3 separate regions of the Homo sapiens genome follow, and all the other regions are linked to region 3. The links are chromatin contacts, found by Hi-C or POLR2A ChIA-PET in ENCODE. All regions are on one chromosome and are shown on one strand. Each heading gives the region's core, a stretch centred on a gene start or an enhancer-like site at or near the end of the contact. The rest is flanking DNA. Distances are from core to core; before and after follow the strand shown.

Evidence for each region. Hi-C counts contacts between places; a loop is a spot of excess contacts on that map. ChIA-PET counts read pairs that join two places held with the same protein, here RNA polymerase II (POLR2A). Pooled maps may share reads with other maps.
Region 1: a map of heart left ventricle shows a loop between it and region 3 (11-fold over the local background). The contact joins the promoter of H2BC11 here to the promoter of C6orf62 in region 3. A Hi-C loop is called at or near these places in 1 of 168 maps with a recorded cell type or tissue (heart left ventricle), 1 of 37 single-sample maps with no recorded cell type and 12 of 50 pooled maps. POLR2A ChIA-PET finds 5 or more read pairs at or near these places in 2 of 52 experiments (OCI-LY7 and T-cell).
Region 2: a pooled map shows a loop between it and region 3 (11-fold over the local background). The contact joins the promoter of ZNF184 here to the promoter of C6orf62 in region 3. A Hi-C loop is called at or near these places in 1 of 37 single-sample maps with no recorded cell type and 10 of 50 pooled maps. POLR2A ChIA-PET finds 5 or more read pairs at or near these places in 1 of 52 experiments (Panc1).

What each region holds. Positions count from the first base shown.
Region 1 is chr6:27,131,405-27,134,797 of GRCh38, forward strand. H2BC11 (H2B clustered histone 11) reads right to left here and starts at 1,391. Exons shown (of 1, transcript NM_021058.4): 1 at 912-1,391. The coding sequence starts at 1,346. The coding sequence ends at 966. It overlaps H2AC11 (H2A clustered histone 11), which reads left to right and starts at 1,639. Exons shown (of 1, transcript NM_021064.5): 1 at 1,639-2,131. The coding sequence starts at 1,668. The coding sequence ends at 2,060. RefSeq lists enhancers at 611-670, 1,011-1,080, 1,091-1,160, 1,292-1,805, 1,771-2,110 and 1 more.
Region 2 is chr6:27,471,762-27,475,000 of GRCh38, forward strand. It overlaps ZNF184 (zinc finger protein 184), which reads right to left and starts at 1,344. Exons shown (of 6, transcript NM_001318891.2): 1 at 968-1,344; 2 at 527-672. The coding sequence starts at 533. It overlaps LOC105375001 (a long non-coding RNA gene), which reads left to right and starts at 1,363. Exons shown (of 2, transcript XR_926664.4): 1 at 1,363-1,548. RefSeq lists enhancers at 466-595, 926-1,015, 1,036-1,135, 1,196-1,355.
Region 3 is chr6:24,717,512-24,720,671 of GRCh38, forward strand. C6orf62 (chromosome 6 open reading frame 62) reads right to left here and starts at 1,643. Exons shown (of 5, transcript NM_030939.5): 1 at 1,029-1,643. The coding sequence starts at 1,157. RefSeq lists an enhancer at 2,324-3,117 and a silencer at 2,687-2,856.

The DNA.
Region 1 (3,393 bases), core at 141-2,640, 2.4 Mb after region 3:
AATAGTATTCTAATCAGAAATAAAGCATTGATCTTTCTCAGGCTGAAAACTACAGCATTCAAATTCCGTTGTAGCCGGGCTTGATGGCTCATGCCTGTAATCCTAGCACTTTAAGGCTGAGGCTAGTGGATCACCTGAAGTCAGTTCGAGACCAGCCTAGCCAACATGGTGAAACCCCATCTCTACTAAAAATACAAAAATTATCCGGGCATGGTGGCGCATGCCTGTAATCCCAGCTACACGGAAGGGTGAAGCAGGAGAATCGCTGGAACCCGGGAGGCGGAGGCTGCAGTGAGCTGAGATCGCGCCACCGCACTCCAGTCTGGGCGACAGAGGAAGTCTCCTTCTCAAAAAAAAAAAAACTGATTATGTTGCCATAAAGGGTCCCTTTAAAAAAAAAAACGCTCTATCCAACGAAAACTAATTAGAAATAAATCTCCTTCCCGAAAGCGATAAAATACTAAAGAATGAGAAACTGACAGTTTACTGAGTTTGTAAGGAAGGCCAAATAAAGGCGGGGTTTGGATTCCTTTGGCGCACCCAAGCCGACCGTGGACTTCCTGGATACAACAACCAATCAGGATGCAGAGGAAGGGCGGGCGTTGCCCGGGCAAATTCAAACTGACAACCGCTGCAACTTGGCACTGTTCCAAATCACTAACCGACGGGGGACCGACGAGTATTTTAATTGGTTTCTAACGTATTTTAATTGGTTTCGAACTTATAATAGAAAATTTCCCATCTCCTTACTTAACTCTAAGATTAGAATGGCAGATCTAAAAAAAAAAAGTCACTAAGGATTAGTTAAATAACTGCTCTACTTCAGACCAAAAAACACAGTAGCAAGTTACAAGGGTTTGTCAGTGGCCAGCAGAGGAGGAATACAAGCACCAGCTCTTTCTTTGAGAACATGGGTGGCTCTTAAAAGAGCCGTTAGGGTTGAGAGTTTGCAACCAACTCACTGTTTACTTAGCGCTGGTGTACTTGGTGACGGCCTTAGTACCCTCGGACACGGCGTGCTTGGCCAACTCCCCAGGCAGCAGCAGGCGCACGGCCGTCTGGATCTCCCTGGAGGTGATGGTCGAGCGCTTGTTGTAATGCGCCAGGCGGGAAGCCTCACCTGCGATGCGCTCGAAAATGTCGTTCACAAACGAATTCATGATGCCCATGGCCTTGGACGAAATGCCGGTGTCAGGGTGGACCTGCTTCAGAACCTTGTACACATAGATGGAATAGCTCTCCTTGCGGCTGCGCTTGCGCTTCTTGCCGTCTTTCTTCTGCGCCTTAGTCACCGCCTTCTTGGAGCCCTTTTTCGGGGCGGGAGCAGACTTCGCTGGCTCTGGCATAGCACTGTGTAGCTATAAAGCGCCAACGAAAAGGAAAAACAGCGTGAGCAGGGTATGACAAGGCGCTTTTATATAGAATCGCTTATGCAAATAAGGTGAAGAGTTGAAGTCTTGTGTCTGATTGGTAGTTATTCAGGGTAACGTCAGAGGTCAGGTCTGCCCAATCAGGATTCGCAAATCCAGAAGACGCACTACTATTGGTTGAAATTAAACTGCAGCCCTAACCAACAACACGTCTTCTTTTTCGCGCCCAATAGTGTTTATAAAAAGCGCCGCCTTTCCCGTTCACTTTGTGGTTGCTCGTAGTGAGTTGCGCTCGCTATGTCTGGACGTGGCAAGCAGGGAGGCAAAGCCCGCGCTAAGGCCAAGACTCGCTCTTCTAGGGCCGGTCTCCAGTTCCCCGTGGGCCGAGTGCACCGCCTGCTCCGCAAAGGCAACTATGCCGAGCGGGTCGGGGCCGGCGCGCCGGTGTATCTGGCAGCGGTGCTGGAGTACCTGACCGCCGAGATCCTGGAACTGGCGGGCAACGCGGCCCGCGACAACAAGAAGACCCGCATCATCCCGCGTCATCTCCAACTGGCCATCCGCAACGACGAGGAGCTCAACAAGCTGCTGGGCAAAGTCACCATCGCACAGGGCGGTGTCCTGCCCAACATTCAGGCCGTGCTACTGCCCAAAAAGACTGAGAGCCACCACAAGGCGAAGGGCAAGTAACTATCTGTACTAGTTTGTGGCAGCTCAAGTAAAATCGAGTCCAAACCAACGGCTCTTTTCAGGGCCACCCACGTCTTCTCTAAAAGAACTTAACATTTATTCCATGTGAAAGAAAGTGAGACATGGACAAGACTCTAGTCATAAATTACCCATCTTTTTGAAAACAGTGTAGCGAACACCGCAGATTTAAAAGAAAAACTAGAGGGAAGGTGGTCCAGATTTTACCACGCTTAAAAGTTAAGATGTGAACAAATCTCTTAGGCCATTACTTAATTTTAAACTTAATCAGTGTGTGTCCACAGAGCACCAGTGGCTTCGTGAGTTCTTGAAGCACTTTGGCCCAAAAGAGTTATCGCCCGGGCTAGAATTTAGCAGACAGCTGTTCCACGCGGGCCAGGGCGGCATGAAGAAGTCCCGCCGCTACGTGCCCGGCACAGTGGCCCTGCGCGACGTTCGGCGCTACCAGAACTCCGAGCTGCTGATCAGCAAGCTGCCGCTCCTGCGAGAGCTCGGCGGTGACGCCGCTGCACGAGAGCGAGGCTGAAGAACTTTGTGACACAATAGTCCACCTCCCTGCAAAGGCTCTGTCAGAGACTCACATCTTTCCTGATGGATAGCTGTGAAGCATTCTCTTACCCACCCTACTGCATGTTGCAAAGTATTCCTTTAAAATGAAGTGAGTAAAATACTGGGATGACGTTATCTGGAGCCCAAGAAAGATGGCTCATTTGGAAAGGCCTAATATCCCAAGTTGCTTACCTAGAAGAACTTGACAGGATAGTTAATAATAAACCTTAAAACCCATGAAGAAATCTGAGGTAAAGTGTTAGCACACAGACTGTTAAAATGTCTGCCTCACAGATAGGAGGGAAAATATATAGAGGATTATAATATGGTTCAACAAATGTTGATGAGTATTAGAAATGTACATTAGAAATATTAGAAATGTTTATGACTATTAGAAAAGTACAGGGTATTGGGCGTTCCTGACACAAACTGAGGCCTCCTAGCAAGACTGGCAGTTTTCTGTAAAGGAGGGTTATTTACTACGGTAGTGCAAATAACTTTTGGTGTTGTAGCTAAATAAGGAATACTCATGCCAAGATTGCACAATTGTGCCTCCTCCCTCTGTTCACTGAACTCTGATGTAATTTTTTTTTTTTTTTTGAGACGGAGTCTCGCTCTGTCGCCCAGGCTGGAGTGCAGTGGCGCTATCTCGGCTCACTGCAAGCTCCGCCTCCCGGGTTCACGCCATTCTCCTGCCTCAGCCTCCTGAGTAGCTGGGGCTACAGGCGTCTGCCACCATGCCCAGCTACTTTTTTGTATTTTTAGT
Region 2 (3,239 bases), core at 94-2,593, 2.8 Mb after region 3:
TTCTTTGGAGGACTAAGAACTAAGATCAACACAAAAGTTACAGGGACAAGTACATCTGTTTAATATAAGAAACTAAAAAAGAAAGCCAACAAGGGAATAGTCTGCACCCAAAATGGCGAGTTTAATGCCACACTAGTTCGGGCATAGGGTTGACAGACAGCCGTCTGCCAAGGAGATTTCAAAACTGACTCTTTCATTGAAGGGATAATTGCCAAGATGTCTTCTGACTTCAAGATTATAATTTTAATATTTAATATTCAGAAGTCATGTGGGGATCACAGATATTCTGAATGATTATGTCTTTTCATTCCCCAATGGAACGAAAGAAAAAAATAAACTCCTCTCCCAAGTATCTCTCTATAAAACAGAATCTCTCCCTACAATGTAATTCGGTTTCTTTGCTAATCCCTAAGCATACCGTTCCTTCCTTCCAAATCTCCTGCTCTGATCTCAAGTATTTGATACTCCAGTCATGACTGTTCTCAAGCCTCCATCACCCCGCTCTCCCCCAAGTCGACCCCACTACCTTCCATCTCAGGAGCTCATCCCGTTCCTCTGGAACTTGAACACCAGGGTTCGCCAGGCAGCGTTCCTTCAGCTGGTATCTCGGTCTAGGACTCAGATGTCTAACTCCCCTTGCAGGGAATCTGCAACACGCTGAGGTTGTCTACCCTAAAAGACACAGGATGGCGTCAGCAGCATACGTCACACAATCACACATCAGAGTCTTGCAAAGTGACCAAGAGGTGCTACACAAGAGAAGTGCCCCAAGAGAGCACTAGAGAGGTGTGTGGCACTCCGATGAACAAAACAGAGTGGAGATCGGGTACGCGGGTTCTGCTTCAGATCCAAAAAACCCTTGGTGCCCACCCTAGAATCTGGCCGGGGCATCCACAGACCTGGTGTGTTCCCTCTGTGCACACTTGTGACTCACACCCCTGCGAGCTCGGATAACACGAAGACACACCTGTTGCAGAGCGTTAAAGCTGGAAGGTGGACAAACAGGGCGGGGCCCGGCACCCGACTTCCCCTTAGGCCAGAACAAAAGAACAAAGCCCTCCAAGGGATCAGGGCGGGACCGCCCCGCACAGAAGGAGGCGAGGTGCGCCCCCTTCGAGGACTCCCCAGCTTTCTCCTGCAGAGGCCTCTAAGCGCGAAATCAGAAGGGTGACGTCACGAGTCCGGAGGGCTGGCTGTTGCCATGGTGATACCTGAGCTCCCCTCCCCCTATAGCGATCCACACACTCTGATCCCGGGTCCGGAAGCGCATTGACCGCCACCAGACCTAACGCAGGGAGCCGAAGCAACTGGACTTCCAGCGCGCCAACCTCTTTCCACGCCTACAACCGGCTTCAACGGTCACTTCCGGTCGTTACGAGCGAGCCCCGCCCCGCACGCCGGCGCCGGGCGGGCACACTGGACCAGCGTTCCCAGAACACTCCGCGAAGGTGTTCCTGAACTTCATTTCCCAGAGGCTTTAGCTAACGTGTACTTTCGCCCTGCGATGGGCCGCACATTTTCGCCGCCAGTCTTTTGCTCCTGTTTCAGGTATGCGTGTGCATTGTAAACTTGTCTGACTGAACTGATTATAAGAAATGCACGTCTACTGACCGAGCGCAGTGGCTCACGTCTGTAATCTGAGCACTTTGGGAGGCCGAGGTGGGTGGATCACTAGGTCAGGAGTTCGAGACTCAGCCTGGCCAATATGGTGACACCCCGTCTCTACTAAAAATACAAAAATTAGCCGGGCGTGGTGGCGCGCGCCTGTAGCTACTCAGGAGGCAGAGGCAGAAGAATCGCTTGAACCCGGGAGGAAGAGGTTGCAGTCAGCCGAGATCGCGCCACTGCACTCCAGCCTGGGCGGCAGAGCGAGACTCCGTCTCAAAAAAACAAAACAACAAAAAAAAAAAAAAGAAAGAAAGAAAAGAAAAAAAAGAAATACACGTCTACACACAGTTTTAAAACGCAAACAATCGTTACCTTTATTACATGTTCTACCTTCTATTTTCTGTTCTACTCTTTTGTCGTTTTGAAAATACTGGTAGTTACCCATTAAAATTGTTTTCACGACTCTCAAATGAGTGGCGACCAACTTTTTTTTTTTTTTTTTTTTTTTTGAGACGGAATCTAGCTCTGTTGCTCAGGCTGGAGTGCAATGGCGCGATCTCGGCTCGCTGCAACCTCCACCTCCCGGGTTCAAGCGATTCTCCTGCCTCAGCCTCCCGAGTAGCTGGGATTACAGGCATGCACCACCATCCCCGGCTAATTTTTGTATTTTTAGTAGAGACGAGGGGGTCACCATGTTGGCCAGGCTGGTCTCGAACTCCTGACCTCAAGTGATCCGCCCGCCTCGGCCTCCCAAAGTGCTGGGATTGCAGGCGTGAGCCACTGCGCCCGGCCCCAACATGTTTTTCTAATGCTTAAGGAAACCCGGAGATAATATTCCCATGTTTTGCCACTTAGTAAAGCATTTTATATGCCTGTGTCAGCGAGCACATAGCTGCAAGTGTAGCCCATGGCCAGTCTGTCACTGTGTCCTTGGCAGAAAAAAAGAATCCAACAAATCGGTAGGTTTTTATATTTAAGACATGGCACTTGCATTTTATTATGCTGGCGTGCATCCCCAGCATTTGGATAAGGGGCCAAGGTCAAGTCTCTCAGACTGTTGGCTGACAAACATTAAACCTGGAAATCCTAACAGAGTGTATGAAAAACAATTACAGTCAAGGGAACATGATAGAGAAAGCTTCGGTCATCTTAGAGAATGCATATATTGCCATGAAGAGAACATTGGTTTAAAAAAAAATGTTCAAGAGAATGAAAAGACAAGTCACAGACTGGGAGAAAATACTTGCAAAGTACATATCTGATAAAGAACTGATATCCAAAATATATAAGAACTCTTAAAACTCAACAATAAGGAGACAAACCGATTAAAAAAATAGGCCAAAGACCCTAACAGATGTCACCAAAGAAGATATGCAGATGGAAAATAAGCATATGAAAAGATGCTCCACATATGTCCTCAGTGAAATGCAAATTAAAACAATGGGATGCCACTATACACCTGTCAAAATGGCCAAAATCCAGAACCCTGACAATACCAAATGCTGACAAGGATGTGGAGCACAGGAACTTTCATTCATTGCTGGTGGGAATGCAAAATATTAGAGTTACGTTGGAGGACAGTTTGACAATTTCTTACAAAACTAAACATACTCTTACCATATGATCTAGTA
Region 3 (3,160 bases), core at 393-2,892:
GGCTGTGCGTGGCAGCTCCTGCCTGTAATCCCAGCACTTTAAAATGCCATGACAGGAGGATCACTTTAGCCCAGGAGTTCAAGACTAGCCTGGGCAATACAGTGAGGCCTGTCTCAGCAACAAAAATAATAAGAGTTAAACAGTAGGGGGAAACCTGGAAAACTTCCAGATACTTAATAGATACCACACTAAGATTGTATTTCTGATCTGAAATTAGCTAACAATTTAAGCACCAAAATCCAAGTAGCACTTCCTTACATTCATAACCTCATCTTTGGTCAAATAAGCCTTGCTGATAATTTAAGAAAATGTTCATTTTAAGTTGCAAAAAATACTGCTCTTATCATCCCATCCTTGACTACTCACAACTTACTGTTTGCTATTTAACTGCGGAACTAATTCTGATTAAGACCTCCACCGCCCCTAAAAATGAAACTTCCTCTAGGTCATTTTGAGTTTTTAAAAACTGTACTTCTATACAAGGCAAAATGAACTCTAAGTAAAAAAGAAAATCACACTTCTAAACACAAATTAACCATTTCAGTATTTAATTGCTCCTAAAAGGTGTATTCTACTTCATTAAATGTAAGAGAAAAGGTTACCTACATTACGCAGTTTAAGAAACAGGATAAACTTTAGCATATAAACAGTCTGATTACAATTTCACACTTTCAACCATCTTATTTATACTCTACATTAGATAATCTTTAAATTCCATCATAAGGTTTCCCATGTTAACTCCATATAAAATTTTGTAATCTTGCCCACCCCATGTCAACTCAGTGTATACTACTACTAAGCTTCAGACTCAAATTTATTTCCAAACCAAAGAACGCTCAAGGGTCTTTTCGCATGCTGCAACTGCTCAATTCACAGAATCACCCCTAAGGGTGAAAAAACAGAGCATACAAAGCAGACTTTTTTTCAACCACTCTTTAACCTAATATTCATAATAATTTAAGAGTAACAAATAATATACACTTACAAAAATTACTTGTGCTAATTCACCATTAAGAACTTTAAATTACCTTCTCCTTGAATACAAAGGCAATATACATCTTGAAGTCAAACTGGTCAGCTAGAGATTCTTTTTTCTTTCTAAGCTGAGCACGTAGTCTGTTCAGAGCTTGTTTCTTCCGGGAGTTTGGGTCCCCCATTTTGAAATACAGGTGGTACTAAAGCCTTTGGAAATTGTCACTAAACTATGGGCACTTTTTCTTAAGACTCAAGTACAACAGAAACAAGTCATTTTTTTTCCTGCTAATATGATTGATTAGCGAAAATCACGACTATAACCCAAAAACTGCACCTTCTGTCAATATTAGCAGACTGTCATATTACAGGGTCAAGAAACAAAAGCTGCTGTCCAGTCATGTTTGGACAATAACGTTTGGGGTCAGACGGGAAAAAGGGAGGAAAGAAAGGAAAGAAAGAGGAGAAAATAACTAACTTTCTGGAAAACACATTTGGCTTAACTGCCAAAATAAAGGCTTTGCGGAGAAATGAAAAGCCTATAATCAGGATTTAGGTGTGCAATAAAACACAGCTGACACCAGACCAATCCCTAAAATCCATCCGGATTTTCCCCCCTTTTTAGAAAAGGGATTAAGGAACAGGGAGGGGGAAGTGTGATCCTTGCTTTCCAAAAAAAAAAAAAAAAAAAACTCACCAAAACCAAAACCAAAACCAAACACCAAAACAGGGTAGGTGAATGAAACTGAAATATCCAATTAGATTTTACCCAGCCAGCTCCATGGCTGTAGTACCTAATTCTTAGTTATTTCAGATTTCACTATTGCTATGTATTGTCAGTGCTTGTTATTGATTACACTTGGTGGTGAGCATAGAGAAAAGTGCAAAATCGGTAGAGAAGGAAAGGGAGAGGTACAGGGTTTCCCTGCAATCAACTACAGTGTATACCGGGGGCGGGCAGCTGTGGCCCAAAGGAGCCATGAGAAAAAACAGCGGAGTCATTACCAACTTCCCCATCACCCACATTTTCACCCTCAGGCGGCTGCTAACGCTGCTGCCAAGGAGAATCATGACGGCAGAAGGAAAAGGGGTATATAATACGGTATTAATTATTCCGGCTCTGTGGTTAGACCTGATTAATGCCCGGGTTCCCAACACCCCCAGCCTGCAACTAGTCCTACATTCCCCAAGGGAGACTTCCCTGTGGATCTGCCCCCGTTCAAAATGGTGGGGAGTGCGATTTATCTTCTTGTGAGCATTGCCGAGGCAAAGGTGGCGGGTTCTTCTCCCAAATCCCAGGCGGTGCCCGGAGACCACCTGCCTTCCACCCCCGCAGGTCCCACCCCCACCCCTTGCCTTCAGCGGCAGCGACTCACTCGCACCACGGGAGACACAGGATCACTCAGGTTTTCACTCATTTCATCGTGGAAACAATTCCCGCCCGGGTGGAGTGGGCGGGAGAGGGTAAATGGGAAGGTTCAGTGGGGGAAAAAAAGAAAATAATTGTGTTAATATTACTTCTAAAGTAAGCCCACCCACCCTCCCCCCAAAAAATTAAGTTCCCGGATTAGCTCTCTCTCACGTTGAACAGACCATGTTTCCAGAGTTTGGATTGTTTAGGGTGGGGTCGTTAGTTGTTTCCCGAGGGGCAGGGGGTGGAATTGAGGCAGCTAGGGCGGGGTGGGTGACGGGGAAATCCCCTCCCTGTCCCCGCGGAGCCCGGGACTCACGGACCGACTCTAGGGCGGGGTTTGGGCCCTCTAGCCGCAGCCTGCGGGCGGAGCGGTGGCGGCGGCGGAAGAGGCGGCGGCGGCGGGGGCGCTGCTGGTAGCACGGGCAGGAGCCATGTCAAGAGAAAACCACCAGCCAACTGAGCCCCTCCATCCCCGCTGCAGTGCGCACCGTGACTGGACCGCCCGCGCTGCTGCCGCCGCTCAGCCCCCACCTGGGACCCATAGTCTGGCTCGGCGCCCTGGGCGGCAACGGAGGGGAAGGACGCGGAGACAGCGGCAACAGGGAGAGAAAAAGAAAAAGAGGAAAAACAAAGAGAAAGATGGGGAGTTGGATTGGTACTGGCGGCGGAGGGGGAAGGGAAAGGAAGCCCTGCGCTAAGGGTCAGCAAAGTAACCCCCCAAAATAAAGTTATTTCAGTTCAAGCATCTGCTCTTGAGTCTTTCTTCCCCCTACA